Linked DNA regions of Homo sapiens: region 2 is linked to region 1. The links are chromatin contacts, found by Hi-C or POLR2A ChIA-PET in ENCODE. All regions are on one chromosome and are shown on one strand. The core of a region is the stretch at or near the end of the contact, and the rest is flanking DNA. Distances in the headings are between cores, read along the strand shown.

What was found. A loop is a pair of places that touch in the nucleus more often than their neighbours do. ChIA-PET counts read pairs that join two places held with the same protein, here RNA polymerase II (POLR2A). Pooled maps may share reads with other maps.
Region 2: a map of sciatic nerve shows a loop between it and region 1 (22-fold over the local background). The contact joins the enhancer-like site here to the promoter of SUMO4 in region 1. A Hi-C loop is called at or near these places in 1 of 168 maps with a recorded cell type or tissue (sciatic nerve) and 1 of 50 pooled maps. POLR2A ChIA-PET finds 5 or more read pairs at or near these places in 4 of 52 experiments (activated CD4-positive, alpha-beta T cell, activated T-cell and naive thymus-derived CD8-positive, alpha-beta T cell).

The regions. Positions count from the first base shown.
Region 1 is chr6:149,398,100-149,401,511 of GRCh38, forward strand. SUMO4 (small ubiquitin like modifier 4) reads left to right here and starts at 2,163. Exons shown (of 1, transcript NM_001002255.2): 1 at 2,163-3,179. The coding sequence starts at 2,293. The coding sequence ends at 2,580. It overlaps TAB2 (TGF-beta activated kinase 1 (MAP3K7) binding protein 2), which reads left to right. Exons shown (of 7, transcript NM_001292034.3): 6 at 1,005-1,085.
Region 2 is chr6:149,470,878-149,475,411 of GRCh38, forward strand. It overlaps ZC3H12D (zinc finger CCCH-type containing 12D), which reads right to left. Exons shown (of 6, transcript NM_207360.3): 2 at 3,362-3,736. The coding sequence starts at 3,666. Among named protein-coding and RNA genes, the nearest start is that of ZC3H12D, 12 kb to the right of the region's middle. RefSeq lists silencers at 2,330-2,515, 3,751-3,850. Within about 2 kb of position 2,799, at least 5 of the 41 ENCODE cell types and tissues checked have a DNase peak (open chromatin) inside an H3K27ac peak, as active enhancers do.

The DNA of each region.
Region 1 (3,412 bases), core at 913-3,412:
TTTAATTCACCAGCAGTTTTTCTGTGGCTAAAAACAGACTTATCAATCATAATCTTACTGTCTCAGAACATGTGGCTTTGGAGCCAGACAGACTTTTAAGAATATATTTAAAAAGTCACCCCCATCTCAATGGCACTATCTTAACTGATAAAATATAGAAGATAGTAAAAATAAGGTTTATACATTCTTTAGACAATGATAGTTTCTTATACTTGAGCTATTAATGACAAGCAATGTTTTCTTATAGTAAATAATGTTTACAATTTAATTCAGTTCCATAGAGAACTAAAAGGAAATGTTATCACTTAAACCTAATTCTGAAGTTGGATAAATAATAAAAAGATATAAAATGGAAAAGACAGGAAGGGGAAGGAATCTAACCAAAAGAGAAGTCTTTAATCACACTTGGGACTGTGTTCTAGAATCTGTTCAACTGGAAGATGATTATTTTTATTTTTATTCTTTTTAAATGTTGATTAAGCTATTTATCTTTAAACATTCATAGAAAAATACCATAATTTAACTCTAAAAAGTTGGTGCTGTTCTAGAAACTACAATCCTTGAACTTACTCTTTTTGTGTAAAATTTTAACCATTCTATTACATAGTGCAAGGTTTTTATATTTACTTGAGGTAAAGCTGTTTAGTTACTTAAGTCCATGTTTGATCGTTTAAAATTACATTTTAAATTGTGAAATTTTAAGTTATTTTAACTTGCCACATAGAACAGGGATCTACTTCTACTTCTATTAATGTCTTACCAGCATTAATTTGACTTCTTTCACAGTTTACCACTTACCCGTGTTTATGAGTACTACATTATACCTAAGATAATATATTTGAAATATGTTTTGAAATCTTACATATAATTCGAGGTTAGAGGGGCAAAATAAATGAAAAGCATTTCTTATAGCGTGTTTATTTTTAGAAAGAAATACTTGTTTTAAAAAGTAAAGTTGTTTTTGAGCTATAAGCATTGATATATTTACTTTTTATATATTTCAGGACCACATTTTAACCCCAGCGCTATTCATAACTTTTATGACAATATTGGATTTGTAGGTCCTGTGCCACCAAAACCCAAAGGTTAGTGTATCCATTAAATGTGAAAACTGTTACTTTTGAAAAGCAAAATTTTAGAAAATTTTTCCTGTTCAGCAACCTTCCTCTCTAGAATTGCTTCAAACTTTGGCATTCTTAAATGAATTCATTAAGAAGATGTTTGCTTATTTTCATTTACATGCTTGGGGTTGGGAAGGATGCAAAGATGTAATATTCTTAGCTTTTTAAAAGTAATATGCACGAGCTTAGGAAACACTATGTACTCCCAACCAATAATAGCAAGTCTTGGTTAAAAAACAATTACTAAGTACAAAAATTTGTATCATTTAAAACTTTAGACAAATGATAAGGAAGATACCTTAGGGAAGTTCCCCCCCCCCATGAGTATTTAGTTTAATTTATATATAACTTTAAGTAATCAAAATACCCTAAATTCCAGGTGAATAGTTTTCTACCTTCTATCATTTTACATCATTGATATTCTCAGAATATATGCACACCAAACTAAGACATTTCAAAGTATGTCTGTGTGTTTTGATCCAGGCATTAAAATGTGTGTAGAAATGGAAACAGGTACATAAATATCACTGCTGAAGGTAAAAATATAGACATATTTACAGATTAACACTTAACCGTGGTATATAATTTACTTTCAACTCTAATAAGAAAGTTAAAAGGTAAAAATGTGTTAATGGATACATAATATTAAAAGAAGAAAACTGCAAGAACACAAAAGTGTGGGAGGGTGGAGGTTGTAAAGATGCAGTAGTATTTTTGTATGCATTTGAAGTTAAGTTGTTATCAACTTAAAATAGAAGAGTATAACCAAATATAATCAAAGTAAATCACGATTAAACGTTGTCGAATAACAAGACAATAAGAGGAAAAGAGGAGCAAAACAGTTGTCAAATAGACAGGAAGCAACAAACTGCCAATAGTAAGTCCTCACTTATTAGTAATTACCTTAACTGGAAATGGATTAAACTCACCACTCACAAGGAGTTGTATGAATGGATTTTAAAAACAGGATCTGGCAGCAGCCAATGGGAGGCCCCAACAGCTCGTGCTGGCGCACACAGCGGGAGGGGAGGGAGCCCAGGATGTGCACGCACCCTCTCCCTCATCCACCGCTGTCACCTCCTGCTGCTCTTCCTGCTGCTCGTGTACTCGTTAGGTGCGGACCCGCCACCTCTTTTGTGAAGCAGCAGCTGAGGAGACTCCGGTGTTCACCATGGCCAACGAAAAGCCCACAGAAGAAGTCAAGACTGAGAACAACAATCATATTAATTTGAAGGTGGCGGGACAGGATGGTTCTGTGGTGCAGTTTAAGATTAAGAGGCAGACACCACTTAGTAAACTAATGAAAGCCTATTGTGAACCACGGGGATTGTCAGTGAAGCAGATCAGATTCCGATTTGGTGGGCAACCAATCAGTGGAACAGACAAACCTGCACAGTTGGAAATGGAAGATGAAGATACAATTGATGTGTTTCAACAGCCTACGGGAGGTGTCTACTGAAAAGGGAACCTGCTTCTTTACTCCAGAACGCTGTTCTTTAAAGACCAAGATTACTGCATTCTCAATTAGAAAACTGCAATTTGGTTCCACCACATTCTGACTACTACAGTATAGTTTTCTCTATTCTTTTGTTTCCCCCTTCCACATTCTTTTATTATACATGAAGTAACTGGTATGTGTACACAAGCATATTGCTTTTTTCTTCAAACCAAACAGCCAATGGTATGTTTTGATTGACATCAAGTGGAGACAGGATGGGAAAAAATACTGATTCTGTGAAAATACCCCCTTTATCCATTAGTGGCATGTTCATTCAGGTCTTATCTTTATATTCTAGTAAGTTATTTTGCTCTCACTGTTTTAACAACAACAAAAAAAAATTCTCACATACCTTGTTCAATTGGAGGATTTTCATGTTTTTCATTTATCATTGTAAAACCAAGGACAATTTTATAACTTTTGTGTACATAGCTGTTACATGTAGGGCAATCTGTCTTTAAGTAGGGATAAATTACTCTAAAAAAAAAAGAAAGAATCCTAGAAAGTTTTTCCTTCAAGTCAGGCTTCTTATTTAAATAAACTTTTTGTTTAAAATGAAATAAAAATAAAAACAGGATCCAATAATATACTATCTACAAGAGACTCATTTTATATTTAAAGACACACATAGGCAGAAAGTGAAGGGATGGAAAAAGATTTTATATAAATGGTAGCTAAAAGAAATCAAAAGTGGCTATAATTATATCAGAAACAATAGATTTTTAAGTCTAAAACTTGAGACAAAGATTATTATGTAATGGTAAAAGGATCAATTCCACAGAAAAATATAAAA
Region 2 (4,534 bases), core at 1,549-4,048, 73 kb after region 1:
CAGGGCAGGGGTGGGCCTTGCCCTCACTGCGGGGAGTTGTGTTGGGCAGCCCTGGCCTAGCGGTCCTGTACTTCTGACTTCCCTGGTTTCCTTTATGGGGTACAGCAAGAGGTCCAGCAAAACTGGGGGCAGCCATAGGTCTGTTTACCAGGTCCCCATCTTCCACTCTCCCCACATCATCACTTGGAGTTCTCATTACGTTGACCCACCTCTTACAAAATGAGGAATGATGCCAGTAGTCCTGCTTAGGAGAGCCCATTTCTGTAAAAAGCACTGGGCCAGTGGCCCACTCTGTCAACCTCCAGAGAGCAGCAGCCAGGTCTTCTGGGTTCAGCCAAGCACGACCAATGGCATTGGGCTAAACATTCTAAAGCACTGGGGAAAGAAGCCCACAGAAACTTCTACCTATTGTGTCATGGCTAGGAAGCACAGGTGGGGGTCAGGGTCTGATTCCAGCCAGTGTTGACCATAGTCAAGCCTGTCAAGTCCTTTCCTGTGTAACTGAGAGGGTCAGAACAAGAACTGATGGCCCACTCTCACATTCTCTGTGCTAACAGGGGACACATGGCCTAGTGCCTCCTGAAAGGCAGAGGAAAAATAAATCCCTGGCCACAAAGCATAGAATTATCTGTAATGTCTCATTCTATGTCAGTGGGTTATCATATTTTTGGGGATGACAGACCCTTTAAGTGTCTATTGAAAGCTGTGACTCTTTCCCCCAGAGAAACACATATATGTACACAGACATGCCACATTGTGTATATCATTTCAGGCCATTGCTGGCTTTGAAGATAGAAGGGGCCATGAGCTGAGGAACACAGTCTCTAGAAGCTGGAAAAAATAAAAAAGACTCTTCTCTAGAACTTCCAGAAGGACACTTCCAGGGGACAGAGCCACAGCCAGGAACAGGCACACTGAAGAACATTCCTGCCAACAGGAGCCACACTTCTCATCCGCTCAAGGTGGAAAGAACAGGTGTCCCACTCAGTCTTTAAGCCCCTCCCCACCACCGCAAGGCCAGACAGTGCATGAAGCAGTACTGCCTTCAAAAACAGAAAATGGCAATGTCTGCAATACTACAAAACCTCAGTGAAAGGGAATTTTCAGAAACCATGTTTCTGAGGTTAATTGAATTTTGAGGTCAACAGATAACAATGAGACACCACTTTGGGTTTCAATCACCCATTGCCTGTGAAGGGTCAGCACCCACCTGAACCTTTCACAACTAAGGATATGGCAGACCCGGAGGGACATGAGTCCTGTTAAAAGTCCCATTGGAGGACACAACAGATGTCACTGCAGAAGGGGCAGAGGATGGGGTGGAACCTCACACTCCACTCTCCCCAGAGCTTGCCTTTAAAAGGAACAAATTAAGTCCTGTGATCAGGTGGCGGTTGTGCTATTTGTCTCTTTTCCCTAACTACTGGGATCCAGGGAAGAGGGAGGGGATGTGTGTGTGTAGACACATTGTGTGTGTGTGTCCATATATGACACACACAGAGCACAGGTACATGTGTTCTGGTTAACTCAGGTGTTTTGGAGGTAGCCAGTGTGTGAGAACATTTATGCTCTGACACATTCTTCGTAGTGAGTCTGAGTAAGGGTTTCGATGTATAACCCGCACAGATTGAACATGAGAAAATTAATCTGATTGCAATCATGAGAGGTGGGGGGCAGAGGTGGGGGATCAATGGATGTACCCACGACACATTATGGTCATGTGCAAACAGAGGATGTGGCTTAAGTTTGACTCCAAGCAGCAACAGAGACTCCCATAAAAACAAAACCCTCCACCACCCCAAAGAGAATCTCTTTGGGGACTGGGCATGTTTTTTGTTGCCCCTGAAATAGTCTTTTTACCCTACAGCCACTCTGCTGTTTTGATTTGGAATCACAGAACTCATACAACCTTAGGGCTGGGAAGGTCTTTGATTTAAGCATTCAAAGCCTTCCTTCTATGGAAGCCCAGGGAAAGAGGTTCCTTGCTCAGATCATATAGAGGCCAGGCCCCTCTCACAACCCCTTCTAGTCTTTCTAGGACCCTCAGAACCTACTGGATTCTTAAAAATCCTTTTAGCTTCCCAGAGATCTTAAATTGAGCAGAATTTCATAGGTTTACCTATCTGGTGCCTATACATGACATGGGTGACAATGTGACAGAGACCCCATGGGCCAGCCCCTAAGTCCCAGGAGAAAGAGAGGGCTCCATCACCTGCTGATGGCATCAATGCCAGGGAGACTTAGCTGGTTAAAAGTGAAAAAAAAAAAAAAACTCAAAGTACACACCGCAAAAAGTGCAGGGACAGCCCCTGAGGCTGGACCATCTGGGCTGAACCATTGCAAACCTCGGTCCTGCAACACCAAATCCAAAGTGAGCCCAAATCCCCAGGGGAAACTCTCGGAGGCTCTGTTGACACATTCGGTGCCGCGGAGAATTGCTTTTCTGGATTCCCACCTATGGTGGGAGTAACTCAGCTTTTGAAAAGGGAAGCACATATATTTACAGCTGGGAGTGAACCATTTCCTATGGCTCTGCCCTTTGCACGGTTGTAACAAAGCCAAGCGGTAGAATAATCCACTTGTTTGGGCAACGCCCCACTTCGCCCAGCAGGGTGTTGGGGGAGGCTGCAGAGATTCCGTCACAGGGGAGCTTAGCCAAGACAGGCAGATAACAACTCGGGCGTGAGGCTGGCATTCCCAAAACCCACAAAGATGCCAACACACAAATGTTCACACAGCCGCATCTGCAGCTCAGGGGGCCACAAACAAATCTCTCAAACTTAAGGTAGCCGCAACACCGCCTCCCCAGCAACCCCAGCAGAGGGCTTCCAGCGCACTTCAAAGCACACCTTCCCCTCTGATGCTCATAACCTTGAGAGAGTAGAAGAGATATTTGTGGGCCTCTTTCACAGAAGAGGAAATGAGTCCTGCAGCTTTTCCAGAGTCTCGCAGCCGGTTAGGGACAGACTCCCAACAAGAAGCCACATCTGCCAACACTTGACCCAGGGCGCCTCCCTCATTACCACACCTTCCCCAAAAGAAGGCTCTTCCTCTGGGTTATGATCATAACAGCTACACTTGTTGATCACTTACTCTGTGTCAGGCACTATCCTAGGCATTTTGTGCACAAAAACCCTCTACAGAGATTTTATCCCAACCGTACAGATGGGAAAAATGAGCTCAGAGGGGTTAAGTGACTTGCTTAATGCCACACAGTTACTAAGAGATGGTACAGGGATTCAAAGCCTGATCCGTTGGCCCCAAAGCTCTTTGGACCAAACCACAAGGAAGAGGGACAGTTCTCAGGGCTCCTGCGAACAGGGGCCTCCCCAGCCCCAGCTACAGGATGAAGGGAAGCTACCTCATCGCCACGTTGCTGCCATCAATCACTATGGGTCGCAGAGAACTGGCCAGGGTTCTGAAGTCCTCTTCCAGGGCTGTCCCCGGGCCACGCTGGGCAGAGTCCGGGACCCCACAGGAGCCCCGAGGCACTAGCCTGGGTGCAGCCGGGTGCTCCAGGGCACCCGGGCGGCTGCCCGTGCGGATAAGCTCCTGCAGCACGTCGTTGACCAGGGCGCCCTCGCCCAGCTTGCCCAACACCCGGAGCACATCCTCCCGGTCATAGCCCAGCTTCTGGAAGAATTCCATCTTGCTGGGGTGCTCCATGCTGTGCCCAGCGGCCACTGGCGCAGGTCCTGCCCCAGGCTTCCTCCTCTCAGAGCCCTGCAGACATGAGCTAAAGAGAAAAAAAATGCATCCATCAGGTGTTTCCTGGGCAGACTGGGGCAAGGGCAAGGTGTGCCTGCGCTGGCTCCCTCCCGGCCTAGCTGTCAGGAAATCAGGTGGAGCCCAGTCCCACTGGGGACTTTCAGTTGCTCAATGTGGCTGTGGAGCTGCAGAAGCAATCACGCTGCTTTCACAGTGAGCTCACTGAGGCCTTCACCCCACACTGCCCGGCAGGGCACACACCCGACCGCACACCAGGGCTGCAGGGGCTGAGCGTGCACCTAGCACTCGGGACAGGCCAAACACAGGTTTCTTGTTTCTCAGACTCTGTGGGGGGCTGAATAGTGACCTCCCAAATTCCCATGGTAAATTCCTCACCCCAGTACCTCAGAGTGTGACTATATTTAGAGCTATGACCTCTAAAAGGAGGTCCCTAATCCAATATGACTGGTGTCCTTATAAGAAGAGGAAATTTGAACACATAACACACAGAGGGACCACCATGTGAAGACTCAGGGAGAAGGGAGAAAGCAACCCTGCAGGCACCTTGACCTTGAACTTCCAGCCTCCAGAACTGTGAGACGATGAATTTCCCTTAACGCCCCAGTCTGTGGTGCTTTGCTCTGGGGCACCCAGCTCTCGGGACAGGCCAAACACAGGTTTCAAGCAGACTAACACAGGCCCCTGGCTTACCCAGGGCCAAATGCCCCCGGGCGAATTCTACTCCCAGAAAGGCAGTGCTCCCACCCAAATTCTGCTTGCTGCCCTGCACAGCTTTCCCTAATGATTAACTCAGACCACACTGAAC